Linked DNA regions of Homo sapiens: regions 1 and 2 are each linked to region 3. Evidence: chromatin loops called from intact Hi-C (ENCODE). Cell type or tissue: A673. All regions are shown on one strand. Links, peaks and the distances in the headings refer to the core of each region. The heading gives the core; the rest is flanking DNA.

Evidence for each region. A loop is a pair of places that touch in the nucleus more often than their neighbours do. Peaks named below come from ENCODE experiments on the same cell type or tissue, not always from the same donor. Only the 100,000 strongest peaks of a DNase experiment are listed, where the experiment ranks them.
Region 1: a loop joins it to region 3, with 2.1 times the contacts of the local background. A loop is called at or near these places in 3 of 110 quality-filtered maps.
Region 2: it touches region 3 in a loop (5-fold over the local background); 7 of 110 quality-filtered maps call a loop at or near these places.

Annotation. Positions count from the first base shown.
Region 1 is chrX:34,914,529-34,925,495 of GRCh38, reverse strand. No RefSeq gene overlaps it. Among named protein-coding and RNA genes, the nearest start is that of FAM47B, 23 kb to the left of the region's middle. In A673, for the core only: a CTCF peak has its summit at 6,446 (motif pointing left); a DNase peak (open chromatin) is centred at 6,425.
Region 2 is chrX:34,652,109-34,663,075 of GRCh38, reverse strand. It overlaps TMEM47 (transmembrane protein 47), which reads left to right and starts at 5,791. Exons shown (of 3, transcript NM_031442.4): 1 at 5,791-6,272. The coding sequence starts at 6,047. In A673, for the core only: no CTCF peak of the experiment used is centred there; a DNase peak (open chromatin) is centred at 5,685; H3K4me3 peaks cover 3,510 bases; H3K27ac peaks cover 3,529 bases.
Region 3 is chrX:34,580,838-34,591,804 of GRCh38, reverse strand. No RefSeq gene overlaps it. Among named protein-coding and RNA genes, the nearest start is that of TMEM47, 71 kb to the left of the region's middle. In A673, for the core only: no CTCF peak of the experiment used is centred there; DNase peaks (open chromatin) are centred at 6,054 and 6,594; H3K4me3 peaks cover 972 bases; H3K27ac peaks cover 3,115 bases.

The DNA.
Region 1 (10,967 bases), core at 1,514-9,513, 330 kb before region 3:
TACATTTCTATGAACAAGTAACATACAACCAGGAAATAAAATTTTAAAAATTTGCAGTACAATAATTATTTTTGCAAAAAGTATAAAATATGACTAAATGTAACAAAATGTTTGCAAGAATTCTATGGAGGAAACTATAATATAGAGATAATTTAAGACATAAATAAGTAGGGGGACATACCCCATTAATGAATTAGAAGACTCGTTCTAAAGATGTTAGCTCTCTTCAAATTGATCTGCTGGTGTGATGTGATCCAAAAGTGTATACATTTTCTAATAAAACCTGAAAATATGTTTCTAAAATGTATATGGAAATATAAAGGGCCAAAAAAGTCAAGACATTGTACATGTACAACAGTAAACATATATATGAATGTTCATGGCACTATCAATATAGTAACAAATATATGAAAACAACCTAATAATGGCTAAATCAAGTATGGTATAGTAACACAATTGAACAGTATGAAAAAAGGAAGTGAATGATCTCCATTAATCAACATGGATGCCTCATAATGTTGAGCAAAATGTATTAGACACAAAATACTATCTGATTTATTTAAATAAAAATGTTTAAGGCAGGTATAAAGGTATAATTAATGGTGGCAATGTACATTTAAGCATCAAAGCAATGAGGGGGAAAAAACAACTATTATTACCAACATCCGACTGAGGTTGGGCATTACAGGAGAGGGAGAGATGGAATATTGGTTGGGATAGGGTACAAGAGAGCTTCCTGGTGCTGTTAACAGACATTGGTGGTCAGTTTGGGACAAATTGTTGAGTTTTCCATTTCTATATCCTGTATTTTTCTGTATATATGTTATGCATTTCATGATAAAAAGAGGTTAATTTTACTGCTTATAAATTTAAAACTTATCAGGAGTAAAACTAAACAAAAAGACAAAGACAAAGGATAAATAAAATGAAAAATATTTCCCACATGTAGTAGGCAAAGGACTTACACATTACCCAAATAAAGGTCTGTTCTTTTTTATTTGGATTATTATTTCCCTGGCACTTTGAAAACCTTGGTGCTTCATGCTACTGTTCTGGTAATTTTGGAACCAGCATATTAGAGTTCTGACGGTTTTCACAGCTAGCATTTTAATAAATAAAGTACAGTGAAATGTGCAAAAAGGTTAGAGTCAGTGTCCTCTTGTCTTTGACAAGGGAGACATATCTGCCTGTATTTTCCCTAAAGTTTTTTTCAAAGAGACTATTTAAGGAGGTCACCCATAAGAAATAAATTAATGTTTGTGTGTAGAAAACACTGAATTAGGATTTAGCAACAGTTTAGAGGAATGGGCTCTGCAAGAAAGGCTGTGCCAGGCATATGGGAAATGGGGCTTAGTAAAATGAAAGTGATTGTGAATAGAGGAAAGAGCTTCTCTACAGGGCCACTCTCATTTTCTCCCTCCATATCACCCCTGTTTTCATTTGTTTGGCCAATGAAGACACCTTTCCAAACCGGTATTTGTGTGTGGAGAGGAACCGAGACCAGGGTCAAAAGATGCAACCTGGAAGCTCTGAGGGTAAAGAAAGGAATATTTCGAGGGCAGAATTAGGGAAGGAAGTGTACCTCTAGGTGGGAGACCAAACCTCATGGGTAAGAGATATAAAACTACCAGACAGAGACATAAATATGAGGAAGGGCCTGTGTCCAAATCATTCCAGTAACAATATATTTTTAGACTAGAAAGTCATTGTGAGGTAGATTGGGACACCGTGTATGCAAATATAAGGTCAATATTTTACAACAACTGTTTGTTAAGTTATGCACAAAAAAACTGACTGGTGAATGTTAGCCCCGCTAAGCCCATGGAAATTATCGAGACTCTCCTATCAAGGGTAAGGCAGAGAAAAATATGGCCACAACATTTTGATATCATAATCAAAGTGTTTTATTTAAATGCAATATTAAATAAGATGATTATTTAATAAGGTGATTAAATTGTCATTGAACATAAAATTCCCATATTAAGTAAATATTTAAATTTATTTATTTTAGATTTTATTTCCTCCTTCTGATTGAAATTCCTGGAACTGTAGGTTAGATCTTTGCTAGAAATTGTGCCTTCATGAAAAAAACATGTGCCCTAAGAGAATTACTTAATAAATGAATAAAATTAATGATTTAATATTCAGTAGCCTAACCAATAATCTGGAACAGAGAAATTCACATTTTAAGCCATATCCAGCAAGAAGAATGTCCGTATTCAGCATAATATACGAGCTAGAAAAACAGTTATATTGACTTTGATAGTAATTCTGTGGTTGATGCTTAAAATATTTTCATCAGTAACTCTGTGAAGACACAGCTTGAGATCAGGCAAGTTTGTGAACTTGACTCATGTGAAGGTTATAATTAAAAATACAATTGGGAAGGGTTAGCAAGATGTTAAAATGTCTTATAGACAGTTTGACAAAGCCATGGTCAGAAAAAATCCTTAAAGATCAGAGGTGGGAGTAATAAAACCTAAAGAGGAGATAGTAAAATAATTTTTAGGAAGATTAATTCTAGTTTACTGTATATTTCTACCTCAAGTAATTTAATCTGAAGATTATTTTCTTCTATGTACAAAATGACATATACAAGAATGTTTATTATCACATTGTTTTTAACAGTGGAAGATTGAGGGCAGCCAAAATATCCATCAGTAGAAGAGATAAAAGATGTCCAAATCCAAATTAAAGACATTAATATGCATTAGGTGGATCTGTACATACTGACATGGAAAAATGAGTGAGATATGTTGCACGAAAAAATTGCAGAACATTTTGGATTTGTATAGAAAGGTTTGGAGGCTTTTTCAGCAAGCTATTTGTAATAATCTGGAAGGTGAAGTCACCAGGGAGTTCCACTATCTACATTTATGAACACAGGTGCAGAAAAACTAAGCAATATATTTAAAAAATCAAATCCATATTGTTTAGTTTTTCAGCATCTGTGTTCATGAGTGAGTTTGGGAGGTAATTATCATTTCATAGTGTCCCTGTCAGATTTTGACATTGGGTTATGTTGGCTTTGTAGAACTTTGGAAATCTTGCTCACTTTCTGGTGGAATTTATATAATATTGGTGTCATTTAATTTGTTCCTTATTTATTTGGAAAGAAATTACTGGTGAAGCCAATTGAACTCAGAATTTGCTTTGAGAGTAGGTTTTGAATTACAGACACATTTATTAGATATAGAAACAATTGACTTTCCCTTTATTCTTATTCATTTTTGTTAAATTATGTCAATTAAGTTATTATCATAATATTGCTTATATCTTTCTATAATCACTTAATATCAATAAAATCTGTAGTAATATCTTCTTTTTAATCTTTATACTTATTATTTGTGCCTCCTCTCTTTGATTAATTTTTTTTGTTTTTTGTTTTTTGAGACGGAGTCTCACTCTGTCGCCAGGCTGAAGTGCAGTGGCGTGATTTCAGCTCACTGCAATCTCCGCCTCTCGGTTTCAAGCGATTCTCCATCCTCAGTCTCCTGAGTAGCTGGGACTAAAGGTGTGCACCACCACGCCCAGCTAATTTTTGTATTTTTAGTAGAGACAGGGTTTTACCATGTTGGCCAGGATGGTCTTGATCTCTTGACCTCATGATCCGCCCACATCGGCCTCCCAAAGTGCTGGGATTCCAGGTGTGAGCCACCACGCTGGGCCTAATGTTGTTTTTAAAAGAACCAACTTTGGTTTTGTTGATTTCATTTTATAATTGTTTCTTATTTATCGGATTTCTGCATGTATCATTATTTTTTCTTCTAATTCTTTGGGTTAATTTCCTGTCCTCATCTAAATATATAGATTGTTAATTTTCAGTCTTATTTTCTAATATTTATACTTGAGTCTATGAATTTTTATTTATTAATGTCTTTAGTTGCATGCCACATATTTTTATATGCCAACTATGTTACCATTTATTTCACAGCAACTTAAAATATCCATTGTCATTCTTGTTTGATACAATTTAGTTATAACTATACAGTTTAATATCAAATATTAAGGAATTTTTCTGTTTATCTTTTTGATACTGATTTTTTATTTAATTCTACTCTCTGCAATAAACATCATCCCTTTAAATTGTGTCAAAGCTTGTTTCATGGTCTGTAATATGGTTAATATTGATAACTTTCCAAGTACACTAGAAAAGAGTATATATTGTAACTACGGAACAGTGTTGTATATGTCAACTAGGTCAAGTTCATGAATGTTGTTCTTCAATCCCAAAGAAACTCCAGCAAGTTTTGTTTATTTATTCATAAAAATTTGACTCTAAAGGGAGAGAAACAGAAAAGATTTGGTCAATCTCAATGTATTTTATTACCCACAGGACCTTGGCCTCACAAGTTCTCACTTCTTTTATTGCTTTCTGATGCTTTTACATAGCTGTTCTTTTCTATTTTGCTTAGCTTTTATAGCTATGCTCAATGGTAGAGTTGTTTTGAAATAAGTTACTCTGTCAAAAATGAAAATGGAACTCTCCCATCACCACATTTTCCCTGTTGACATTACTATTCCAAGTAGAATGAGTACATTTTCTTAAAATATCACACAAATAATCTATTTCTGGGGTGAAAATATTTTTTCATGTTGCTCGAATTTATTATATAGTTATTTAAACAGTGTGTTTCTAGAAAACAGAATGGATAACAGAATATAAATCAAAACTCTTTCAAAAGTGTATCAATTATATGTAGGAAATGGCAGCATTTATCTAAAATCATCATGCTTCATAAGAGCTTGCCCAACTGTAGATAGAGTAAATCACTTTTCTTTTGGAGACACGTTGCTCAGATCTGAGCCAAAGTTAAGCAAACTTCAGAGAACATAGAAATCTACCCATACCTGTAGCAAAAGGTTTTCTGCCTTAAGCCAAATTGATAAATGTATGTTGCACATGTATATGGTGATTGATTGTAAATTTCTGTGTTTGTATTAACATGCCTGTGTAACATGACTATGGGTATATATATTTATGTTCATATAATTTCTTTAACGGGTATATATGGCTGGCTTATCTTTAAATATCTAGGAAGAGTTATGTATATTTGTGGCTAGGCATGCGGGATGCTAGGCCTATGAGTACATGAGTGTACACCTGGCATGGCCCAACATGTGTCTGAAAGCTGCTGTGTCCAAATGGAGGGGTTCAGGGACCTGGAGAGAAGGTATCCCAGGGTAGGGATACGGAACAAAGAAGGTAGTCACTTGATAGTGTAAATACTGGACCTTAGTATGTTTTTGGCACTTTATGCCCAATACACTGACCTTTCACCTGATCCCTTATGTTTATTATTTATATCCTTTCTCCTAAAAGGTCTTCTGCTAAAGTACACTGAAAACAATCCAATTTCTGTGGGCTAAGAAACTCCGAATGAGGCCTTGATTCCTGCTAAATTTCTAAACGCCTGTCTTTTTTCTACCCCTAGATGTGGAGCTCCATCTTTTGTTTTCAGCAAAAAGCTTTCCATGAACCACAATGCTTGCACCTATCTGGCCGTAAGTGTGGCCCCTTCCCATATGCTCTTGCTGCATTTATGAATTACATCAGGTTGAATACACTAGGGAATTTTATGATACTTTGAATACTAGTTTCAGCAACCACACTACATATTTCCTTCTTATTCACCTTCCAACCATCACAGTCTCAAAATAGCTTCCTAATATTACAGACCCAGAGGAGCTTGTAGTTCAGTACATCTACACAAGGCATAATAGGAATGCTCATTCACAAAACTCATTATGAAAGCGTCCATAATGCAATGCTCATTCACGATTTCTAGGGCCAGCAAAACACTTCCATATACTAAGACTAAATACAATAACAGGTTGGATAAATTGAACTATATGAGAGTAGAAAAGGTAGGAGATGATTTTAAATACTTACTATAATAATTAATTCTACATTTACTGCCCAACTTAATTGATATTACAGAAGAAATTCAAAAGGACATTCGAATATTCTCTCTAGAATTCGAATGAAAAAGAAACATTATTATAATTTTCTAAAAGTTGGAGAATCCCAGGAAACAATTTATAGCAGGAGATTCTGAAAGTGCCCAAATCTTGTATGGAATAAATACGATTACAAAGGAGACATTGTGGGTTCATCGAAAACAAGTCACACTGAAATAACTTTATGTCCTTTTTATGGAGTATCAGTACATTAGTATTCTAAGTGAAAGTTGTTGGCATTATTTCTTGATTGCAATAAGACATATGAGATGTACCTAACAGAATCATTTGGAGAAAATGTAGACATGAGCTAAGAATAATTAGGTAGATTTACAGCTGGTTAAATCTCCATATCCAAAGAGTATTTTTAACCAATCAGAGTTAACCTGAATCAGCTATCTTGGCAAGTAGCTATAGATCCTATTGAATTGGCAGCCTTTAGGGGGGAGTCTTGTTGCTTCCAACCTTCCCTCTGGTTCCACCTTGTGGCTACTTTTCCACTGATCATTTGCCATAGCACTTATCTTGCTTTGTGCGTATGTTGAACATCAGTTATTTAACAGAGTTGTGATTATATAACTTGGTGTGGTGCTGCTGAGCTACTTCCTGGTGCATCTGAGAATGAAAATGAATAGAACAAGTCTGTCTTCAGGACATGGATCATGGTCCAGGTCTGTAGGTATAAGTGTTAAATGAGTCCACTAAAGAGAATCAGAATAGGGAATCACTATGTTACATGCCACGCAGTTCCCATAAAATATTATTGTTTCTTCTCTGAGGCATAGCTTTTCCTGGATCACGCATTTGTTCTTATTCCCCTGATATTATTGTCCTCTTCTTTTTTCTTTTATTGCCTGCAGATTTACCTCTGTTGTTATACAGTAACACTAGCACAAATATTAGACACACTGTGTTAGTTCAGAGTTTTGTGGATTCTAAGCACATATTTATTTTATTTAAATAGACAGGCAGGTTGGGAATATCTCCTGGAAGCTGATGACACTAAGGCTCAGGAACGTGAGGAGTACTAATAAAGCTGTCACAGCTGGGGCTTTTTTGTGAAGTTTGAGCTCCAGATCAGTCTTTTTGAAGAATTATCTAGTTTGCTACCTCCTTCATTATACTGCTGAGCAGAAAATTCTCACTGTCTCCAGAAATCTAAAAGCAGAGAACACCTTGCATGCTTTCACCCTCTTGTCTAGCCATGATTCCAACACATGAATTTTCGCCAGCCTAGTCATGAGAACAAACGTGACTCATACCTCATGGGTCATCAGAACAAATTTCTCAAAGCACAGACACACTGGGTCTCAATTTGAACTGGAATACAGTGTCTTTTCCCCCAGAAGCTTCTCTAGTAACCACAGCAAAAACAATCTGAACCCCAACAATATGTACTGGATGGAGGTCGACCACATAAAGTGATCTTTGCACTTTTACTTGGCAACATCCTTTTTTTTTTTTTAACCTGCTAACAGCACCGTGCCATAGTCTATCAGGAATGAAGAAAATTTCCAGTGATCCTCCAATACACAATTATCAGCAGTTTTCATCATGACCGTCATCATAAAGAATATTTACTGAACAATAACCACAGCCTGTAACTATGTACCATGTACAATGTTAAGTGCTATACACTCATGATCTCAGTTAACCCTACACAACCCTGAGAGGCAGGAATTAACAACATTTAGTCTGTGAATAAACTGAAACCTAAGGAGGCTGCGAGCCCGACATCGCAGAAATAGTCAATTGTAGAGCTGGGATTTGAAACTGTGTCTGTCTCATGCATATAGCACCCAACACAACACTACTCATAGATCCCGACTCATGCAGCAGCAGCAACAATAAAATGTACTCTTCCTCGTATTTCTTCCCTCCACTCCTGTTGTGTAACAGATTTAAGCTGGATATGAATTATTGAACCAAATGATCTCTTTGTCTTAAAAACTTTTAGATTCTACAAACCAAATCTGCAGACTTTCCCCGTACCAGCCCAGAAAGTAGCAGAAATTAGGTATAAAGAGTAAGTCAGACCCCACACTTCCAGTGATGAGAAACATTCCAGAGCTGCAACAGAGAGGGTCTTGCTTTTATTTTGAAAGAAACTTTATGCCACACAATAAACAATGGAAACATCCCATGATAGTATTTGCCAACATGGCTCAGCACACTTTAGCAGAGAATAAACAAACACTGGACATGACGAAAGGAAATTGGGAAGAGGTCAAGTGCTATGCTCTCCCTGTACATTGATTCACTGCTCCAGGCTTTGGATGATTTGCTGTAAATTCATTTTTTCACACCATGGTTTCCTGAGGTTTGGATTGTGTGCTAGCTGTGTGGCTTGTAATTTAAGGACCATTCAGTCATTAAGTTCTTTTGAAAAAAATGCCTTCTTATGAAGCAAACAAATATAGAGCTAATAATATTAAAATAAAAAGAATTGAATAATATCTTATTTAATAGATTGTATTATAATAGATAATGCCCAATAGAAGCATGTGGGATAGTGGATTTCTCTAATGTTACATGAATATGTGCAGGTACTACATGCAAATCAGAAAATCCTGAAAATATGACAAATAATGGCACTCACAATCTTGATCATTGTACATTTTGACACCCAAGGCTTTAATGAGGCAACAGTGAAGTCATCATTTGATGAATGCTGAAGGTTTTTAGATTTCCTCGAGGTTATAGAAACAAAATTTGGATGGCTATTTCTATGTTAAGTGACAGTGCAAAAATACCTCAGGCCTCTGACTAGTTTTGTTGCTCTCCAATGCTTGTTTCACAAAAATTGCTGATGACATGGCATTAACAAGTTTTATTTTTGCTGTCAGTTATTTTATTTGCCTATCCAGATGCAATTATAAACTAAAAAGACAAAATTATGCACTATATATCATGTCAAAAATAACCATTACTTTTCCTAAAATATTACTGAAGTAATTCTCAAATAATTCTTTATTGGTTCTTTTGAATTTTAATAAGTGAAGTAAATCTTACTGACTAAAATTCAGGGTACGTAATAACTAATTGATAAGCACTTAAATTAGTGGCTGGAAGGTAAGTAAAATTATTATTTCCAAAGTGGATCCACAGTTCATTAACCGCAATTGTCATTTTCTACTATGTGATGGAAGAAAGTCACTTTACTTAAGATTAAATTAACATCTGATGTTACACAAATGTTCCATCAACTTTCTTAATGGCTTATTTCAAAAATCATGTATTAGAGAAACCAGAAAAAGTTATATCTTTCAGTTTAAACTCAATGTACAGAATCAATGTGTCCCTCTCTTCACTTCCAACAATGTAATGAATTTTAATAGCCACTTCTATCTACCCTGTTGCCAGGTCAGGCAGCAGCATTATTCCATGTTTGTCAATTAAGACGTAACACTAAATGGAGATTATATGTCTAAACATGCTCCAACTAGTGACAGACCTTTGATCTAGAACTCTGAGTCATGGGCCACTATTTCCTCTGATGAAAACTAGGCTGTTCTATTTTCAGCTCCAGGTGATAAGATACTGCTTGTCCTGTTACCTCAAGCCAAAGATTTGACACAATGTAGCAGCAAGGTGCTTATGACACTAAATGTTTCCTCATGAGCCATATGGAGATAAAAACATTTTTTCTCCCTGTGCACAGGGTCTACATAGTCTTCAGAGATATTGACACCCTTGATTTAATCAGATGGTTAAAGAGAGTTATAATGGAATCAGATACAGAAGAGTCTTGGGCTCCAGTTTATCTAACACTTAGTTTCTATATAAGCTCCTAAAGAGGAAGTACTCTTGCCATATTTGTCTTTCCTATCTCCTGGTGCAGGTCAGACTCAGGCAGGCATTTAGTATATTATTGCTGACTTGTTTCACTGTCTTGACTCCTGGACAGCCTGGTGCCTCAAAATAGAAGATATCTGAGGTCATGACTGCTATATATGCTGAGACTGCCTTCTAGTTGCCGGATATAATCAGAAATGATACGGATAATGAAGGTAGAGATGTATGTGTGTGCTTTTGTGTGTGTGTGTGTGTGTGTGTGTGTGTGTGTGAGAGAGAGAGAGAGAGAGAAAGAGAGAGACAGAGACAGAGATACCGTTCCCATCTGTGTTTTAGGAGTGCATGCCAATTTCAAAACTGTATGAAAAGCAAGTCTAAAAGCATTTTATTTATTCCATTTATTAATTAAATTCCCCTCATCTTGGGATAGGCCAAACTGCTGTAATAGATAAATCAATATTTCACAATAAATGTGTAAAATATGAATGCAAGACAATAAAAATGCATTTAGTTATCTAGTAATTACAGTATTTTGGAACATAAAAAGACCTCGACCATCATTTATTCCAATTCCTTTATTTTATGAATGAAAAAGCTAAGGCTCAAAGAAGAGAAATAACTTCCTCAAAGTGAAACAGCGAGCAAGGACCAAGAACTATTGACTTCTAGTTCAGTGATTCTTGCACCTCACTAGGCTGCCTTACATGCTAGTAGGTCACTTTCCCATTTCCAACCTCATGATGGGCATCAGTGAACTCACCAGACCAAGAATAACAGAGAAACTCTTTTTTTGCCCTTTATGTTGTATCTGTAGAGAATTTTCTCCAAGCCCTGTGATTTAGCAAGATACTTCTAACCCAGTTAGTTTTAATCATTTTTTTGCATTTTATAATAGGCTTTTATTATCATTTAATTAATTTTCAAATTCAATTTTCAGATATTTCACTGGATGGTTGGTCATTCTCTCTTAATTATATCCACATTAGAGTAATCTGTCTTTGATACAGATTGTTAAAAGTGTTCCTTTTTTCTGGAAAACCATCCAGGATAATTTATACTCATCAAAACAGAGTACTTGCTTTTGGGTAATAGTGTAGGCAACATTTGAGATCATGTTTATCAAAATACAAAGCAAAGCTGCATTTTAAAGGACCTGGCTTTGTGTCTGGAAATAATAGTTGCTCAAAACAAATGAAGCTATTATTTTGAAT
Region 2 (10,967 bases), core at 957-8,956, 72 kb before region 3:
GGTAGGCCTCATTATATTATGGTTTCACTCAAATCACAGTCTTTCTGGAGTGGACTTCAAGAATAAAAGTATAGTAAAGACAGTAAACCTCTAACGTGCTCTTTTCCATTTCTTATTCCTAAAGTATCTTGTTGACCTTATTACTTGTTCCACTGGACAAGCAATGGGTACAATGGTGTTAACCTTATTCATAGTTTTGCTTTCCTCGGTTTCAGTTACCTAAGGTCAACCACGATCTGAAAACATGTTAGCACAGTAAAATAAGATATTTTGAGAGGGAAAGAGATACTACATTCATATAACTTTTATTACAGTATATTGTTATGATTGTTCTATTTTATTATTAGTTGTTATCAATCTCTTATTGTGCCTAATTTATAAATAAAATTCTATCTAAGGTGTGTATGTATAGAAAAAACACTATATATATGATTAGGTACTATCTGTGGTCTCAGACATCCACTGGGGTTCTTGAAACATATCCCTGAAGATAATGGGAGGACTAGTGTATTTCTAATTTTTCAATGAATATTTAATTGTTTTTCTCTCAAGGAATCTGTTTGTCCCTCCATTCAATTTCTTCTCTCTGAGAGCAAAGAGGTCTAACCAGTGCATGTCTGGATGTGATCCCAGTGCTGAAATCCACAGTGTATGAACAACTTTCCAGGATCTGGAAGGAGAAGTGCAACTGAAAGAGCCCAACCAGGTGGCCCTGTACCCAATGGACAGAGCCTACTCTATATGGATGGAAGTCGGAAAAACTGGAGGATACCTTCCCACTGCCCATCTAAAAAATGGGCTTAAGATTGGCAGTGACCAGTGGCTGCTGTGACAGTGACACATTGGGAACTTGGACAATGTATGAGATTTGCTGGGCTTGAAAACAGTAAATAATTTTTTCCTTCCTAATTGGTTAAGTCCTTAGTGGTTTATCCCACGTGACTGAACTTAAGTAGTTGCACATTTCAACTGTTAAAAAAAACACAGAGTTAGTGTACTTGCTGATAGGCTATAAGCTAACAGCATGACAGTAAGTTCTCTTTATTTTCTTAAGACCAGTTCAACATCTGAAATGTGTTCCCCACATCTCTTCCACACCTTCTACCTCCAGCTATGACACTTTCCACTTCCCTGATGAACTTCCCAGTTTCTTCCATTTGACCTTGACCTCTCACATTACTGACCTGTTTCTGTGGCCTCAGTGGTTCAAGCTTGGAGATGATCTCATCCTTTATTTCAGGGTTCAGAGAGAGACAACTTCCTGCCTTTCCCTGGCTATACAACTCATATACCCAATTTTCATGGAGCTCCTGTACTATATGACTCTAGTTGTAGCCTTTGCCCCATAAGGTCCCAGGACAGGGGTGATCATGGTGATATGGTGCCTCAGCTAGCCTCGGGTAAAGGAGGTGGCTTCTGGCCTTTGTGTGATGTGACAGTGCAGGGCCAACAAAGCCATCCCTTTTAAGAGATCTTAAATCTCCTTGACTAGGGACTTGAATTTTCTTCACAGTTCAATCCATTTCTCAAATCTGGGTCTATTTTAACTTTTGTTTCTGCCACACACACACACACATACACACACACATACACACGCACACATATATATTCACATATATGATACATACATAAGATACATACATAAATCTTAACTGTCACTTCCCACCCCAACTACCACCCACTTCCAGTCAGATACCTTTTGGGGGGTAGGTTTTCATTCAATGTTTGCTAATTTTGGAATCTCCCATTCTACTTTTCCCATTTTTAGGGTAAATACAAGTCTATCATCTTTTTTTTTTTTTTTTTTTTGAGACAGAGCCTTGCTCTGTTGTCCGGGCCAGAGTGCAATGGTGCAGTCTTGGCTCACTGCCACCTCTGCCTCCCAAGTTCACGCGATTCTCCTGCCTCAGCCTCCCCAGTAGCTGCGATTACAGGCATGCACGACCACGCCCGGCTGATTTTTGTATTTTCAGTAGAGACAGGGTTTCGCCCTGTTGGCCAGGCTGGTCTCGAACTCCTGACCTCAGGTGATGCACCCGCCTCATCATCCCAAAGTGCTGGGATTACAGGCATGAGCCACTGCACCAGGCCAAGTCTACTGTCTTTTATATGAAACTTTTGGGGCCAGCTATGTTGGGCAATTCATGATTTTTCAGATATTCGAAGAATACTATGGTGCATACACTGTGGGATCTCTGCCTACATATTTCTTCACACTAAATGGATAAATTGAAACCATAGATAGCCTCACATCAGTTTGAAAGATGTTTTCCCACTGTTGGGGATCAGAAAGCTCTAATCTGAGAAATAGATGCCCCTATATTAGCTAATATGAACCCTGTGGTTAAGGAAACAAAATGACTTATGGGTCTAGGGTTCAGGGCCTAGCTGACATGGCAAATTTCCAGATTCCTACTGTTCTGAACTTCCAAACAATAGGAGCTATCAGATTCCTACTAATTCTAAGTTACAACCCAGACCACTGCAGCTCTGATTGGACATAGTACGGACCTTATAAACATTCTTTTCTCATAAGCAATTACAGACCTTAAGCCAGTTTCAGCCAGCTTACAGAGGCTGCATAGAAACTGTCTTTGTGTCATACAGTTCAACTTTTGATGTAAAGAGCCAAATTCCACCTCGTTTTAGTGCTAAGACCCTGCCCCAAAGTGAACATGGGATGTTACATATATGTTTACCCATTGTGCATGCTTTCTTCTCCTCTGATAAATATGTATTGCTTTTCTCCCAAACTTGCTGAATATATATGATTATATTTTGTAATATGGACCCCGTGAGGTATAAAACCCAACCTGTCCTTCCCCTATTCAAAGAGGGAGCACCTTCGGCTCCTGCCAGAGACCTTCTCTTCCCAGTTTGAAAACTAATATCGACAATAAAGCTCTTCTTTCTAGTATTTAGCCATCCTGGTGGTCTTTTGGATGATAAAACAAAACCCCCAAATATGGTGCTTTGACATACTGAACTCAAGAATCAGCCTCAAGGACTCTCTCTGACTTTTCCCTGCCTCTCTGTCTCTCTGACTCTCTTTGCTTCCTGAAGCACCAGGAGGAATTCCCTCTGGAATTTCCTTATATAACTAAGAAAACTCCTTTCCAAAAAAATGCAATTATCTTAAGACCCCTTCCCTTGAAATCTCATCAAATAACCAGGAAAGATCAACCACCCAGAAGAGACTGGGAGTTCTCACTATGTCAGGACTGACTTTTCATCTATTCCTTCCAGGGCAGTTCAGAAATTACCTGGGAGGCTCAATCTGCATAACAAGACAACCTTTGTTCACAGTGACATTCCGCCCCTCACCTTACTGCCACCTTCCCCAGAGCTCAGAAAAACTTTGTTTCAGGCCATGTTCTTTGGGCCCAGTTTCCCCTGGCAATCATTTACTCCTACACCCCTCATCTCTCTTTCAGTGAAGAAGGGTATATAAGCATCTGGACCTCATTGTGTTATTGGGTAATCACACTCCTGTGATTTTTTTCCCTGTGCACATAAAATAAGTTTTACATGCATTTTTTTTCTCCAATTAATCTGCCTTTTCTCAGTTCATTTCCAGTGAACCTTCAGCAGTTGGAGAGGAAGTGTCCCTGTGCCCCTGAGTTTGCTACAAATATATGAAAAGAAAAAAAATACTTTTGAGAGTTTGTTGTATTTTGAAATTGAGGATTAGGGATGGTTGATGGGCCTATGTTGTGCAAAATTCTATAAATTATTAATAGAGGAATAGAGTTTTTTAAGGAAAATTTGGCTTTTTGTTAAAAATTGTTTACTTTTCTAGTTTTGGAGACAGTATAGAGACAATTTTTTTAGATAGTATAAAGAAGGATGGAGTAACTCAAGCAAGCAGTTGAGAACAAGCCAGAAAAAAATTAAGCAAAAATGTGGGTGGAGGTGGGGGTTGGGGTAGGGGTAGAGGGGAAAGAAAGCCTGCATTGAAGAGAATAAAGAAAACTATTGGCTAATTGGAAAATAAACTTATTAAAGAGAAGATGATAGAAGTTGGAGGCAAAATAAAGATTTCTTTATATCTTTGAGAGCACACTCAAGACATTTTCTTATTACTTTTGAATACACATTATAAATCTAGATAAAAGAACAGTCACACAATCCTGGTCACCTCTTAATTGTCCCGGTTTGTAAATTTTTCAGTGTTCCCTAATTTTTTAAGGAGAATATGCACTTAGGCTTCTTTCTAGTTGAGAAGCCAAGAAGCCCTTTGGGATTTGGAGGTTAGTGAGCTCTGGATGCTCTAGGCATTCTTTGTTAAGGGTCCTGCAATAATTAGCACGGTAATGATTGAGAGGTGGGAGAAAAGTTCCCGAAATTGTAAATATAAGAAAAGCCCGGGCGTTTATTTTACATTAGGTTTGTTCTCATTTGACACTAACTCGATTGTTTCTTAGCCCAAAATGTTGCTGCAGTCAACATGTGTTCAACCTATGGAAAGATGTGGTTGGGGAAAAATAATTTTTATCAACCAAAAGTATGAAATCTTGCAACATTGAGGATTGTGTTTCATAGAAGAGAGAACATGTTTCTTGCATTCTTCAGCTCTTAACCACTGTTTTGGGAGTCTCACCAAGTTTTTGGGATGACTAAAGATCTAGAAACATCGCCCCTCCTCATTAATGTATTCAATAAATTATTTATTTTATAGAAAAGATGGAGATGAGTCAAAGAGCTACAAGAGACAGATAACCCACCAATCACATGCTGAACCAGGCAATTACAAAATTTCAATTTCAATTTCAAGAGGTGTTTAGTCCTCACATAAGGGAGAAAATATGGTGCATCTACTTAAGAACAGGACGATGTCCTATTGTGTTGAATCCTTAGCCCTTAGATGCTCAACAAATATTTGTAGACTGCTTAGTTTACCATTCAGGAAATATACACATCACTTTTCCTATTGCAGGTCCTGGGCTAGATCTTGCTAAGGACAAGGACATCCTAATACCCAGGAGGGGAATTAGATCCAGCTTGGCATAATGCAAAGCGGAATTAATAAAGGTTTTAGCCAACACCCAAAGGGCAGAGCAGTGGAGATGGAAATAAGACTTACTTCATATTTCGCAGGAGCTCTCATTTCCTTTTTAGCGCCTGCGTTTTCAGAGCAAATGCCCTTCATAGGGGGGCGCAAAAGCAGGTGAGCCCAGAGAACAGAAGCGGCAGCAGGCTAGCGGAGAAGTGAGAAAACAGGGAAAACCGGGGGACTCCTGGGCCCGTCTGGTTTTGAAAAGAGGGCAAAATGCATTTAGTCACTTTTCTCCTCCGTCCCGCAAATCTCTCAGGATGTGAAATTGTCCGGGGAGGGGCGTGTTACATCACTGAGAGACAGAGGACCTGTCCTTGCTCCAAGAGGCACAGCTTAGGAAACCTAGGAATCCACCTCTGGCGCCTTCTAGAAAACCGCCCACTCCTGCTCCCTAAGAAAAGGAAACCCACGTGACTGGGCGAAAGGGGAGAGCCCGGCGACCTGGAGCCAGCGAGGCTGGGGGCCCGGCGAGGGCCGGGCTGGGCGCGGGGCTGCTTCAAGGAACTGCCGCGCGCTGCGAATCGGGGGCGCGGGCTGGCACTGGGCTCCGCCCGCGGGCCAGAGGCGGGGTAGGGGCGGGACAGGCGCGAGCCTCCGGCACTGGGAACTGGAGCCGAAGCCACCAAGTGCTGGCCCTCCGCCCCTCCCCGTACGGCACCGCCTCCCGCAGCCCGGGGAGGGGCCGGGGCGGAGCGAGCCCGGCCGAGCCGGGAGGAGCGGGCGCGGGCGCTGGCAGAGCGCGGCGCGGGGCCGGCGGCGAAGGTCCGGGGTGGAATCGACGTCGCTGCGGCTGCCGACGACCCACACCCGGCCGGCCGCCTCCGCAGACCCACCTTGGCCGCGCGGCAGGGGGCGCGCAGAGCCCCGAGGGAGCGAGTCCCCGCGCGTGGCAGCTCGGCGGCTTCTCCCTTCGGGAGGTCCGGCTCCCGGCTCTCCGGACCCGCCTGGCGTCCTCGCCTGCGGCGGGGCGGACGACAGCGGCGCCCAGGAATGGCTTCGGCGGGCAGCGGCATGGAGGAGGTGCGCGTGTCGGTGCTGACCCCCTTGAAGCTGGTCGGGCTGGTGTGCATCTTCCTGGCGCTGTGTCTGGACCTGGGGGCGGTGCTGAGCCCGGCCTGGGTCACAGCTGACCACCAGTACTACCTGTCGTTGTGGGAGTCCTGCCGGAAACCCGCCAGCTTGGACATCTGGCACTGCGAGTCCACGCTCAGCAGCGGTGAGGGCCTGGCGCGCCGCGACCCCTGCCTCCCGCCCCGGACTGCCCCGCGCCCCACTGCCAGGACAGTCACCGCCTGTCCCCACGTCCCCGCATCCTCTGCCCTGGCCCGTCCCACCCCGTCCAGGCCCTTCTCGGATCCTGGGGCTCCCGCCACCTCCCTGGCATCCACCCCTCTTCCCTCCCCATCCCTGGTCGCCAAACCTAAAGCGACAGCCCACGCCCTCTCCCTTCCCCGTGGCCATTCCTCCTGTTCTGGAGTAACACGTACGCTATTTTGGGTATTTGTTATCATTTGAGGCGAGAGCCATGTGGCTGTGTAAAAAAATGCGACGCCTTCCACACCCCCGTTAAAAAAGAAGCAGGCAAAAACGCCCCAACTCCACCGAGATGCTGCGGGGGTTCGCTGTTCGGTCTTCCCCACTCTTTTTCCTTCCTCTCTCGAGGACGAATTTGCCTAGTGTTCACATTTCTGCCGGTTCCACTCCACCTTATCTGCGTTTTCACCAATGTATTTCGGTTTGGATTTTATTTCCTTACGTTTTTGATGGATATGAAGAGTTGAGAGAGGGACAGGCTTGTTTTCCTTTCCTTTTTTGGTGACGCCGCCGTTGATTGTGAGTTGCCTTTCTTTCTCTGCCACTCTAAGTAACTCTTCTCTCCTCCAGACCTTTCTTTTCTCCATGAGCTACTCACAGATGCCTAGAAAGTTGTGCTTTATTCCGCCAGCGCTGAAAGCTGCAAATGGATAAGATGGGGGTGGGGAGTGGAGAATAAGGTAGCTACTGAGGCTACCAGTCCCAGGGGGCTTTACTGCTTTCCGCCCTCCCTGACCCTCCAGTTGCCTTCCCCGGCGCCCCAGTTATGCCCTTAGCAAAAATCAGTCAACTTATGATTTCTCGCTACAAACCCCTTCCTTTCTAATTTTGATTCTTCAACTGCTGGTGTCAGCGAAGAGAAAGGGAAATAAAGAGAGAGGACCTGCCGGCGATTTTCTTTCTTTCTCTCTCTTTCTCTCTCTCTCTCTCACACACACATACACAGACTCACACACACACACATAGACACCTGAGAAACTCATTACATTCCTTCCAGTTTCATGTCTTCTCTGGGACTATTTATAAAGCTTTCCTGGAAACGTTTCAAGTTGTAACAAAGTTGAAATAGCACAAAAAGCCACAAAAATCTGATTTTCTTTTGTCTTTGGTTTCCTGTTATAACACAGGAAAATTTGACCAAGTTTCTTCTGTAAATTTAATTTTGTGTTTAAAAAAGGCTTTTTCTTTGATACTACCTCAAAATTCCCATTGAAGGGTTTCCTCTTTGTTGGTTAATTCACTGTGGAGGGAACTGGTTGGCAGCAGGAGGTCAACATTTAGGTCCTTCAATTCTTTCAGGGTTGGCAGTTTACAACTAAAGATAAAATAAATCGGCAGAATTTCTTTCTTCGGTAACCAGGGGATCCAAATAAACTTTGGCGAAAATATCTCCTTTCCCCTCTTCAATAATAAAATTTATGTAGGAATGACAGCTACTGCACGACTCCTTGGCAACGTGAATGTTTTGCCCCTTTCTCTCTGTCTCCTGAAATAATAGACCCCTGATTGCATAAAGACTTTTCAGATAGGTTAGAGAAACCAGTTTCAACTCACATTTGCTTTTCAAGCCAGTACCCTTTTTTCTTGGCCAGGAATGTAGGGAATGGGGAGAAGCCAGCTCGAGTTTGCAGAGCAACATACAGTGTTTGCTAACCTTTTCTTAATTGCCTCCATACCCATTTATCTCAGCTTTTTTCCTCTCTAGTCAAGGAAATATGGAGACGCAAGCCTAATGCAAATATAGCGGTAATAGCACTCTGCAAAGTAAAAATCAAAGGCAGGCCCAGTTTGGGATTTTTCCCTGTTTATTCTACCCCCTTGCTGAAAGTCATAGCCCAGCGTATATTTCTATTTGGATTTCTGAAAATCAGCTTTCATCTTATCTTGCCTTAAAAAAATAGTTTTCAGCCCAGATAAAGTAGAATTCATAAGCAAATGGGTAAAAAGTAGAGATGATTTTGTTAGAGGTTTTCTGGAACAAGTTCTTGACTTTGTGTATATATAATAGCAGTTCATTTTTTGCTCTCCACGGTGATGGTGGGACACAGGGCGGGGGTGGAGGAAAGGAAACAAGATATGGAAAATTGCTCTGTGTCCCCACTTTACAAAATGTACTTTCTTATGTTATGTGAATTTGAAGCTTCTGTCCGCCAGTGTTTTGAAAGGAAGGGGAATGCCCGAATCAAAACCAGCAGTGCTTTTCTTGTCTGTTCCAAAGGGCAAGCAGCTTTTTTCGTCTGTTTGCTGTGTGGAGTAGCAGAAAACAGGGAGGGAAATGTCTTCTCTGAAGATTTTGAGAGATCCACATCTTTGTCTTTCAAAATAAATTACCTTGGGAGGAACCACCAAGGACACTTTTACTGAAGGCCCTTCACCAGGATCTTTAAGGCTTAATTAAAAATGTTTGTCTTAATTAGAATTAAAACTGCTGTGAAGAGGCAGGCCTGTATTTACTGAAGGAGCATTTCAGGAATGTTTCTACTCACAATAGTATGCCCTACTTAGACCCAGTTTCTACTGAAACTTTCCCCTAAGCCATTATTTTTAAACTTGCATTTTAATTTTGGTACCAAATGTGCATCATTTGCTGTTTATAACCTGTTTTATGATTTTAAGCAAAAGTAGAACCATGCCTCTTGTGTTCTGGTGTATTGAAGGTTGCGTCAGCTCTTCTAGTACGAACCACTAATCCGGTTGTCAGTCAGCCGTAATGCTTTTCTCTGGTGTTCCAATTCAATGTATGGAGGACAGTTGAGGCACTCATCTTAAGTTCTAAGTGTTCCAGAAAGACATATGAGAAAGCGGCTAATTGACTGTGATTAATGGTGGAAAGAGAAAAAAAAAATAAAGTGTGCTTGTTAGGAAGTTTAGAATACGCAGTACTCACATGGCTGCCGGCCACAGAATTCTTTCTAAGGGTAGTTTTCCCCAGTACTGTTTTGGGGAACCTTTTAATAAACCTTAAATCTTACACAAATTATAGTAATATTTTAGACTTCTGCTTAGTCACATTTAGTTTGCTAACTTTATTTCTAGGATATAGTTGCTAGGATTTCACAGCAATTACAAGAATCCTTAGTGTAAATAGGATTGGCACAAGTGTATACAGAATGCTGATGCCCTAAATTTGATATCAAATGTGCTCTATAACCTCTAAGGAGACTTTACATTTCTTCTTTAAAATGTATAAATACATAGCTATTTCATGTAAAGCAGATTGCTTTTTGGTGTCTGTGTAATTTGTTGACTAAGGAGAAAGCAAGGACATACAGATGGCCAAATGAACACTTTTACTAACAGTAATTTAGGGATATAACAAATTCATTTTTCCTTTTTTTATCCCAAAATACTTGATCAAATAGTACCTTTTTTCAAGGGATATTGTTAACATCATTCACATACTATCCTAAAAATAGCTGCATTTGTAACGTGAGTCATTGGTAGTTTTGAAATGGCAGTATACCATATGCTAATAACAGGTGAATATTATCATTTCTAATTGACAAGAAATTCTTTTTAGAGTGCTTTATATGTAGATCTTTTTTTAACTTTAGTATAAAAAGCTACTTTAAAAGGAATTTATAAGAAAGCCTATCTTAGGTGTTAAAGATAAATGGAACTGCCTAACCACCTGCACGTCTTAGCAAATCTGAGATATAGTGATTCTGAGTTCAAACATGTTTCATCTGTTCATATTTTGCATTTATTCCTTAATTCGAAAACACAGTTTCATTAGGAAACCTCACAATGTGATTTGCTCCGGGGAAGGTTCAGCTTGTTGCTTGAAATGTGTTGATATTGATGCATTTTTACAAATAGCTCCGCAAGCCTGGAAGTCACTATTGTTATACCCACTTCTGGCTTCCTTGAAAAGAACATAAGAAGAATAAATGCAGTTTTGTTTAACCTAGACATCATAGACGGGTGGACAGTTAAGAGTACCAGAGAGCACCAAAACTTTCTCCACTGATAAGCCAGAGAAAACCAAGTATAACTTATTTCAAGATCTTCCTGATGACTTTCTCTTAATGTCTTTTAGATTTTCAGGTTCCTTAGATTTACTTTTACAAAGGACATTTTAATGTGTGAACAGATATAATTTCTCTTTTGCTCACATTCATAGAAGGATTATAATTCCCAGGGAGCCACTTAGATCAGTCTTGGCAGCTAAGGGATTTGATGGGTGTGGGAAAAGCCTGGCCTTTCGTAAAACATTTCAAAACAAAACAAAAACAAACAAAAGAATATCTCAAGCAATAGATTTTACTTGCTGTCGGGAATACATTTCAAGAAATTTCCTGCAAGTTTTTGTTTAATAGTAAGACCACTTGCAGAGACCATAGATATAGTCAGTGCTACTAGACATGCTAGTGAAAGGAATATAGATGCTTCAAAATGTGTCTCTGGAATACCTAACCTAAATACCACAGCAGGGAGCTCTCTGAACCACTTCTGGTTCTGAGGGCTACCCCAAAATAACTAACCGAATAAATAAATAAATACCACAACAAACTTCCATGTGAGCTATGCTAAATTGTAATGTAATTCTGTATCAGAGTAGAGTAGTATGTTGGAGAATAAATGAGACATTGGATTC
Region 3 (10,967 bases), core at 1,188-9,187:
TCTTGCAAACACCAAGTGCACTCAAGAACACTTGAAGTACTTGGCAATCATTCTGAAGCTCTTTATTAAAACTCTAAAGCTCACCAAATCCAGAACTCCCCGATGAAAACACAAAAAGACATTTTGAAGTATTCGTGGAGGTCAGTGGGATTGCTTTAGTCAGTACTTTCCTCTCCTCTCCACTGCATTAATGACTGTACTTAATAAAACTTCATTGCCCCACATATTTGTGTAAATTGTTTGATTTTAGCAAAATATTTCTGCTAAAGATCTTTCACAGAATGCAAAAACTTTTCTAAGCTTCAGTGTCTTTCATATGAAGATACTAAGTGAAAAAATATTAGAAATTTATTCTAATGACACAGTCTTACACATAGATGAATGATTATAAAATAAAAATATTCATTGTAACTTAGTGTAAAAATAATATTTAAAAAGTATATAAATGTACAAAATGGAATGCATTGATTATAGTATAGTGCCTTCATGGACAATAATGTAACCATATACAATCATATTTACAGAGGGCTTTAATGGCATATGGAAGTGCCTGTAATACAATGTGATATTTTAAAATTGGGAAATAATATGATCTTAACAGCATCATCTTAACTTTTGTATAAAGTTCATGCTGAGCCTGGGGTAAACAGGCACTCTCATACATTACCAGTAACAATCCAAATGTTACAATCTCATATGAAGGAGAATTTGGTAAAATATATCAAAGGCACATAGGCATTTATCCTTCAACTTAGAAGTCCAGCTTCTCAGAGTTTACCCTGAAGACACAACTCCAACAATATGAAAATACAAATGACCAAGGTTATTTATTGAAGCATTATTTGTAATCACAAAATATTGAAAACTACCTAGATGTCCAAGCTTAGAGAGAGGTTGAATAAACTATGTTACATACACACAAGTGAGTACTATGTAACTGTAAAACAGAATGAGAAAGATCCCTATTAACTAATATAGAGTGAATTCCAGGAAGGTAATATTCATTTAAAAAGAAAAAAATTAATATTAATTTTTCTTGTGCATAGATCATGGTGCAAGTGGGGGCCTCTCTGTTCCACACACAGTCGGATCTCCAGGCATTCAGAGCATCCACTCACATGGACTAACGAGCTGAGATGCCCCACCCTTCCTGTGCAGAGATCCTGGTGCAAGGATGCCTCTCCACTTCATGGCCAGGCAGATCTCCAGGAACATGGAGCACTGACTCTCCTGGATTAGAAATTTAGGCTACCTCTTCCCCCCATGCAGATAACTTGTAGCTGAGGAAGTTTCCCACCTCCATGCCTAGGCACACCTCTAGGTGCTTGGTGGGTACCCACTGGATTCCTCCAAAGCACTGGTGCTTCTGCCTGCCACTGGGGTACCTGTAGAGGGGCCTGACTGTTCTGGACCTGCCCATCTTGACCCAGTACCTCTGGGGCAGGGCAGGGAGCTCAGCCCACTGTGCACTCCACAAATAAGCCCGTTGCCTGAGGCAACAGAGAGCTTCTTCCAGTAAAGAAGGATCAAGTATGTACCTAGTCATATTGGCTGCAGTAGTATCTTACCCATAAGTGTCATCTACTGGCTTGTGGGTTAAACTGCATAGTCCAATATAAAACCTGCCGAAAGAAGTGCATAGGGCTATAGAAGCAAAGCCAAAAGACCCTAATCAGTACCCTCTAAAGTCACATCCCATAAGGATGGGAGTAAAAGAAAAGGGAAAGAAAAAAAAAAGCAATAATATTATAAGGAAAGAAAGAAAAAAATCCTATCAGCATGAAAATATTTACAAAAATTAGAATTGCCAGGATCTCTAGATGAGAAGGAACCAGTGCAAGAATTCTGTCACCATGAACAATCTGAATGTAGTGACACCAAATGATTATACTAGCTCTCCAGCAGTGGTCACAAACCAGAATGGAAACTCAGAAATGACAGATAGACACTTCAAATCAAGATTACAAGAAAATTCAATGAGATCCAAGACAAGGTTGAATATCAACACAAATAAGCTTCTAAATCAATCCAGGAAATGAAGGAAAAGGTAAACATCTTAAAAAGAAATTAATCAGAGCTTCTGGAGTACAAAAACCTTAAAATACAACTGAAAGCTTTATCAATAGACTGAACTAAGTAGAAGAATGAACTCCAGAGCTTCAAGATTGCTCTTTTAAATTAACCCAGTCATACAAAAATAAAAAAGGATTCTAAAAGATTAAGTCCTTGAGAAATTTGGTATTATGTAAAGTGACCAAACCTACAAATTATTGGCATTCCTGAGAGAGAAAGAAGAAAAGGAAATAACCAGGAAAACATATGTAAGAGACTAATTCAAGAAAATTTCCCTAATTTTGCTAGAGAGGTAGACATCCAGATACATGAACTTCAGAGAACACCTGAAAGACACTCATGAGATGAGTGTCTGACTTCTCATCAGAAAACTTATCAGATGGGAGAGATTAGGGCCTATTTTTAGCATTCTTAAAGAAAGGAAATTCCAACCAATAATTTCATATCCTGCCAAACTCAGCCTCATAATTGCAGGAGAAATAAAATATTTTCCAGACAAGCAAGCACTATGGGAATTTGTTACTACTAGACCAGAATTACAAGAGATTCTTAAGGGAATTCTAAACATCAAAACAACAGAATGATACCTGCTACCATAAAAGATCACTAAAGTACATAGCCCAAAGACCCTATAAAGCAAACACAAAATAGAAACTACAAAGAGACCAGCTTACAACTTCACAATAGGATCACAACCTCACATATCAGTATTAACCTTGAATATAAATGGCCTAAATGCCCCCACATAAATGGCACAGAGTTGCAAGTTGGAAAAAAAACAAGACCCATTCATCTACTGTCTTCAAGAAACTCATGTCACACAAAACAACCATAGGCTCAAAGTATAGAATTGGAGAAAAATATGTTATGCGAATGGAAAACAAAAAAGAGCAGGGGTCATTATTCTTATATTAGATGAAGCAGACTTTAAACAAACAACAGTAAAAAAGGACAAAGAAAGGCATTACATAATGATAAATGTTAAACAAAAAGGCATAACTATCCTAAATATATACACACCCAACACTAGAGCATCTAGATTCATGAAATAACTGTAAGACCTACAAAAAGACTTGGACAGCCACACAATAACAGTGGAGGATTTCAACATCCCACTGAAATCATTAGATGGATCATCAAGGCAGAAAACTAATGAAGAAATTGGAGATTTAGATTTGGCCTTCGAACAATTGGACTTAGTGGACAACTATAGAGCACTCCACCCATCAACCACACAATATATATTATTCTCATCTGCACATGAAACATACTCTAAGATGTACCACATGTTCAACCATAAACCAAGTCTCAATAAATTTAAAAAAATGAAATTATACTAACCATACTTTCAGACCACAATGGATAAAAATAGAAATCAACTCCCAGAAGATCTCTCAATTCCACACAATTACATGGAAATTAAACAACTTACTCCTGAATGACTTTTAGGTAAACAATAAAGTTAATTTTTTATTAATGAAAAATTAATAAAATTTTTTGAAATGAATGAAAACAGAGATACAACACACCAAAATCTTTCACATATAGCAAAATCAGTGTTAAGAGGAAAATGTATTGTGCTAACTACTAATCTCAAAAAGCTAAAAATATCTGAAATTAACTAACATCACACCTAGAGGAACTAAAAAAACAAAAACCAAGAACAAACTAACCCTAAAGCTAGTAGAAGCAAAGCAATAACCAAGAGCAGAACTGAATGAAATTGAGACCCAAAAATCCATATAAAGAATCGACAAAACCAAGTTGGTCCTTTGAAAGGATAAACGAGATCCATAGACTGCTAGCTAGATTAACAAAGAAAAAAAGAAAGATCCAAATGAGCACAATCAGAAAAGAAAAAGGTAATGTTACATCTGATCCCACAGAAATACAAAAGATTCTCACAGACTTTGGACCCAAAGTAGACAATTTAGAGAAAACTAATTAAATATTTAATCCATTTTAATATGTGTACATTGTGAAACAGCTAAATCAAGCTAATTAACGTATCTATTAACTCACATACTTAACATTTTTTATGGTGAGAACACTTAAAATCTACTCTCTTGGCTATTTTCAAGTATACAATACGTTGTTATTAACCACAGTCACCATGTTGTATAATGGATCTCTTGAAGTTATCTCTCATATCTAAGTGAAATTTTATATCCTTTGACTAACATCATCCCAATGCCTCTCTTCCCTAATTGCTGCCAGTTCCTGGTGACCACCATTCTTTGCTTCCATGAGTTTGACTTTTTAGATTCCCCATGTAAGTGACATGCATTGTTTATCTTTCTGTGCCTAGTTATTTTACTTAACATAATGTCCCCCAGGTTCATCGAAGTTGTTACAAATGACAGCATTTCCTCCTTTTTAAACTAAGTATGTTTTTTGCACTTTTATACTTTCCTGTATTTAATACAGTTTATCTAATGAGACAAGCTAAATTTTAAAAATTAATGTACGTTTGTATTTAAAATAAATTTATGTTTGTGTTTGTTACATAGTTCATTCTGTAGATGGTGATAATCTGTGACGTTTCGGATTCTTCTCAGTGAGGTGTGCTGTAATGGAAAAAATGTGACTCAACTAAAAGATTTGCTTTCTTTTCCTGATTATTCTGCTAACTGCCTATATTTAGTGAGTCATTTGACCTCTTTGAGGTGAGTTTCTTTATCTGTAAAATGAAGAGTGTTGATCTACCTTACCTCAAAATTTCCATGTTTCCTTTGATACCAAAATAAACATTATGTGTGACTCTTCTTAATTGGATATCTTAATAATATTGCTAATACATTTTCAAATTTAAAACCCTCTGTACGTTGCATGTATTACATGTTTTTCCTAAAGCCCATAACACAAATACCTGAAGCCTAATAGACAGTCTTTCAAATCCTTGACAAAAAGTGTAACTTGTAATCACATTTAGATTTTGCTGTATTAAAAGTTCTCCTGAATTTGCTTATTGAAGGAAAAAGCCTTTTTTAGTAATTTATCTGAATGTTGAAAATATTGCAAGCTTGCGTTAAAGACAATAGTAACTTTCACATGCATATTCACATTAACAACCTCTTTTTTCCCAGTGAAAGCATCATTGGCTATAAAAGTTACATATCTGCTTTTTCTTTACTGAGTGAAATTGGCTTTTGACTCCTCTGATTACATGATAACTAAATCGGACATCTGGTTCTAAGTGATATGTTTTCTTTGCTTTTTCATTTGTTTATTGTTGTTTGCATTACTGAAAAATGCATTAAAACTGAATGCTGATGAAAAAAGCAGAATTCTGTCAGACGGAGAGAACAAGCTTTCTCACTGTAGATACCATTTTAACTTTGAATCTTTCAAGTGTAGGTTTTTCTATTTGTCTATAGTTCTTTCCCCAAGACATGTTTTTCTTCTTCAAGTCAGATAACACTTTTCAGGAGATAGGAAATGATGAGGGGATGCGTACTTTTTCTTCTCTTCATCACTTACCTTAGGTGGCTACAGTAATGCCACAAAATAATAGGGGTAAGTTCTAAATTGAATCTAGCAGCATTTTATGTTATATTAAGCAGGATTTTAGTTGGACCTTTGGTGATTTCATAGAGAACTAAGTGAGTTTAGAGAGTTCTAGATATTGGTTGTATAAAAGTCTCTCTCTGTATATATAAAATAAGCCTTTTAGCCAGAATTCTGAAATGCAAATAAAATGTAGACTTTAAAATACACACACACACACACACACACACACGCACACACACACAACCCAATTATTTAAGGAACCAGGAAAGATATAGTTCTGTATTTTATTATGTTATATTTTCACAATACTCATATATAAGACTCTGGAATCTCATTTAAATAACAGGAAGTGAATAAGCCTGACATCTAGTAACAATACATTTTGGGAAATGTACACCCAACTGTGATCTTTGCCTTCAACAATTTACAAATGACTTTAATAAGCCTGAGAGTGCTGTTCTCTAATGGCAGTGTGTAAAGATATTGTTCGGAGTAAGAAAACGGAAGCAGCTGGTACTATTGTGCGTGATTCAGATCACAAAAAAAAAAAGCGTATATCCTGTTTCCACCGTGTCCAGAAAATCTCTCTTAAACCTCAAAAAATTAGGAATCAAATTATTTTGAAGGCTTTTGTGTATCCTGTATTGTAATGAAATATAATACTTAGGACTCTGAAATTTATTTCACTTCTGGAGAGTCCTGCAATTTGAGAAAATAGTGAGAAAGCGCTATTGAGAAAAACAAAACAACATAGCAATGATTTAAGCTATAAATAGTCATGGTTTTCTTACCTTTTAGTGAAACACAGATGTCACATTTGGAGCAAGACTTCTGTGGTAATGTGTTTGAAAATAAACACCAACAGTTTTCATTGAATCTAATTTACCTGCTATTGATTAGTAATGCTTAGCATTTTGAGAGCTTGGAAGAAAACGTGGGAGGAGGCAATCATCCCATCACTGTTACTTCACAGACAGCAAGGAAAATTACTTGAATTAAAGTCTATGCCCAAGTTCACATTCTCAAGCCTCCTAATAGATTTCTTACTGATGCCCTTCAATTCAGCTAAGGGAGCAAAATGATGTTTGTTAAGCATTGACTCTTAAAAGCCAGAAAATCCAAAGGAGATGCTGACAGCTGGTGATTTACTGAAGGAAGGTGAAGAAAGAAAAAAAATGGGTTGATATTTTAGCTTAGGTTCCTGACAGAGTCCAATATGTAGCTGCAGCTTGACTGTCTATACTCTGAATTAAAACAGGATAAAGCTGCTGGCTAATTATTCATAGGTCAGAAACTTGGCAGAGAGGTTAAAGAAACAAAAGTAGGTAGTGGGAACAAAGACTCTTTGAGGAAGATCTCATAAAATGGAGTTACTCTATCCTAACCGCACATTTAGAATAACCTGGAGCATTGTTAATAATGCATAGACCTCAATACAGACAAACAAAATTCATATAACCAAGGACGGTCATGGGCAGCCATGGTTGAGAACCACTGATTTAAATGACCATCACTATTTTTCTAGCATGTACCTATAATGGGGAAATTTTAGATTGAAAATATTTAATTAGTTTAAAAATATTTTTGTTTACCAAAGAGGAATTGTGCAGTTTGAGGGTATTTATTTAATAAACCATAATATGAGAAAACATATTTTAAATAACATAATCTTGGCTCACACATGATAGAAACTCAACGAAAGTTAGTCTCTGTTTTTTTTAGTACATCCGTGTATTTGTATACTCATGTAGGCACAAACACACATACATATATGGTAGTTACATGACATTAAATAAGTGTGATTTTTTTTCATAGAAATGGAGAATTAACCTCACACAGAATTAACCTCACTTATTATCATTATTTGAATGGCAACAAATTGTTTTCCCACAACAACAAAAAAATTTTGTTTGAGTTTTAGCATTACTTTCTAAGGTGTTATTACTTGTGTCTATAAAAGGAGTAAGACATCTGTACCACTAAAAATGATTTGGTTGCAAGTAACAGAAAATTTTAACAAAGATAACACTTATTGGCTCAATTTTCTGAAAATTCCAAATATGTTTGTGTTGCAGGTTGGTTTACACGTAGATGGCTTCAAGTTAGAATTGGTTCAGCAAAGTAAAAGTGTCACCAAAACTAACTTTTTATTTTGATAGAGTAACTGTTTTTTGCCTTCATAGAGTTGACCTATTCCTGAGGCTTGTTCCCCTAACTCTTTTAAGATGGCTGCTAACACAACCTGTGACACAGGCTGCCTAGTTTTCCTTCAGTGAGCAAGTGAGAGCATCTCTTCTTCCAACCATAAAACAGTGCTAAGCAACATTTTAATTAATTTATTTATTTTGAGACGGAGTCTCACTCTGTCACCCAGACTGGAGTGCAGTGGCACCATCTCGACTCACTGCAACCTTGGCCTCCTGGGTTCAAGCGATTCTCCTGCCTCAGCTTCCCGAGTAGCTGGGACTACAGGTGTGTGCCACCACGCCCGGCTAACTTTTTGTATTTTTGGTAGAGACGGGGTTTCACCGTGTTGGCCAGGATGGTCTCGATCTCCTGACCTCGTGATCTGCCCTCCTCGGCCTCCCAAAGTGCTAGGATCACAGGCGTGAGCCACCGTGCCCAGGCCAACTAATTCACATCACATGCTCATTCTTAACCACACATTGGCCTAAGGGGAATGGAATTATGTTGACTGGTTTGGGTAGATCCAAATCTGGAGCAAAGAGGTAGGATAACATGGTTGCCTTGTATACGTGTGTGTGTATGTGTGATGTGCTTGTGTGTGTGTGTGTGTGTGTGTGTGTGTGTGTGTGTGTGTGTATGATGGTAAGTGGGTAGATTCCAGGGAAAGCAACCATCAATGTCTACTACCTGATCAAAATAACATGTTTTAAACAACTAGATCAACTAAGAGTTAATAAATTAGAATTAATGAACATGTCTGAATATTTTTATTATCCACCATAGAAAATTATGTATGGTTAAATTATAAGTTGAGGTTCAGATGCAACAAACATTTTCCCTTTTGGATTCATGGAGGGCATAAAGTATCCTGCACGACACTATTTTATATATATTTATAAATTCATATCATCTATTATTTTGAATAATTTGAAAACAGTTTTGCCACTGTAACACTCCTTGTTATATTCAAATATTTCACTGGAGATAATACATATAGTTCAGAGGGTCTTAAGTGTTCTCACAGCAAAATAACCTCAGTGTTTCAGTAAAATTTTATGTGGGGCCCCCAGACCAAAATTCATATGTTATAGTTTTGTTTATTGAGTTATGCCCTGACAACTTAATAGGCATTTTTCACTGATAATTTAGTAGTCACTTGGGGAAAAAATGTAATACACATAGATTAAAAGAAAAATAGAACTTTTATTTCATTTTTAACTAGCCACAAGATGCATGTACCTGTTGAGCACTGTACACACTCTCAAACCTTGGAATCAGTTTGTAGATGATCGCCCTCATTTCTTGTACTATATTATTTTTGTGCAGTACTTTCTTTTTATCCTGGAAATTGCTAAAACCCCGTTTCACAAAGATACAATGTTACCAAAAAGGAATTTCACGTGATCTAATGGTGAAACTGGGAACTACCTTTCCTAGTAGTTTATACTGTGTCTGATGGATATTAGTAGATTCCTTTTGAATTTGTTTTTTAGTTTTCATATATTTAGAAAGTACAAGTGCCATTTTGCTACATGTATAAATTGTATAGTAGCAAAGTCTGGGCTTTTACTGTAGTTATCACCTGGAGAGTAAACATTTTACCCACTAAGTAATTTTTCACCCCACACACCGCCACCCCCAACTTCTCACCCTCCCAAATCTCCATTGCCTATCATTCCAGTCTCTATGTCCATGTACACACATTATTTGGTTTCCACTTATGAGTGAGAACGTGCCGTATTTGACTTTCTGAGTTACATCACATCAGATAATGTCCTCCGGTTCCATCCATGTTGCTGCAAAAGACATGATTTCATTATTTTTTTTTATGGATCAATAGTATTTATTTGTGTATACATACCACATTTTCTTTATCCAATTATCCATCAGTGGGCACTTAGGTTGATTTCATATTTCTGATATTGTGAATAGTGCTGTAATAAACATACGGGTTCAGGAATATTTTTGATATAATGATTTTTTTTTCCTTTGAGTACATACTCAGTAGTGGGACTGCTGAATAGAATGGTAGATCTATTTTTAGTTCTTTGGGAAATCTCCATACTGTTTTCCATAGAGGTTATACTAATTGCATTCCCACTAACAGTGTATATAAGTGCTCTGATTTCTGCACATCCTCACCAACATCTGTTATTTTTGCCTTTTAATAGCCATTCTGACTGGTGTAAGATGGAGTCTCATTGTGGTTTGGATTTGCATTTTTCTGATGAAGAGTGATGTTGAGCATTTTTTTTTTCATATGCTTCTTGGCCATTTGTATGTCTTCTTTTGCAAAACGCTTGTTCATGTCCTTTGTTTGCTTTTTAATGGGGTTATTTGCAGGTATTTTGTTGAGTTGTTTGAGTACCTTTTAGAGTCTGGATATTAGTCCCTTGTTGGATGCATAATTTACAAATATTTTCTCCAATTGTGCAGACTGTCTGTTCACACTATTGATTATTTCTTTTATTGTGCCCATGACCAACACCACGCTGAATGGGGATATCTGAAAGCATTCCCCCAAGATTTGGAACAGGTCAAGGATGCAGACTCTCACCACTCCCATTCAACATAGTACTAGACGTGTTAGCCAGAGTAATCAGGCAAGAGGAAGAAAGAAAAGGCATCCAAATGAGAAAAGAGGAAGTCAAATTATCTCTCTTTGCTGACAATATGATCTTATACCTAGAAATCCCTAAATACTCCTCCAAAAAACTCCTAGATTTAATAAATGAATTCAATAAAGTCTCAGCATACAAAATCAACATACAAAAATCAATAGCATTTCTATACACCAGTAATGATCAAGCAAAGAACCAAATCAAGAAGTCAATCTGTTTCGAAATTTTAAAACAGCTCTTAGTATCACAAAGTGCCTTGATACACAGTTTAGGAACTGTAGTTATAGTTGTAAGAAGACACAAAGCAAGAGTCAGAATTGGAAAGGCAGGCTTCCAATTACAAAATATCAAAAGATGACAACTAGTATTAAAAAAAAGGGAATCATCATGTACGTTTTTCAAGTATCTTCTTAAAAAGTTACATATTTGATTTGTATAAAAACATTTTTTACTTTTACACATTTTTTCCAAAACGCATTAATGTAAAAAGTGTATCATATTCTATAAACTGATCTTTGGAGTTTTTAAAACCATCTATTACTTCTATAAGTATTTCCTACTAAAGATTACTGTGGA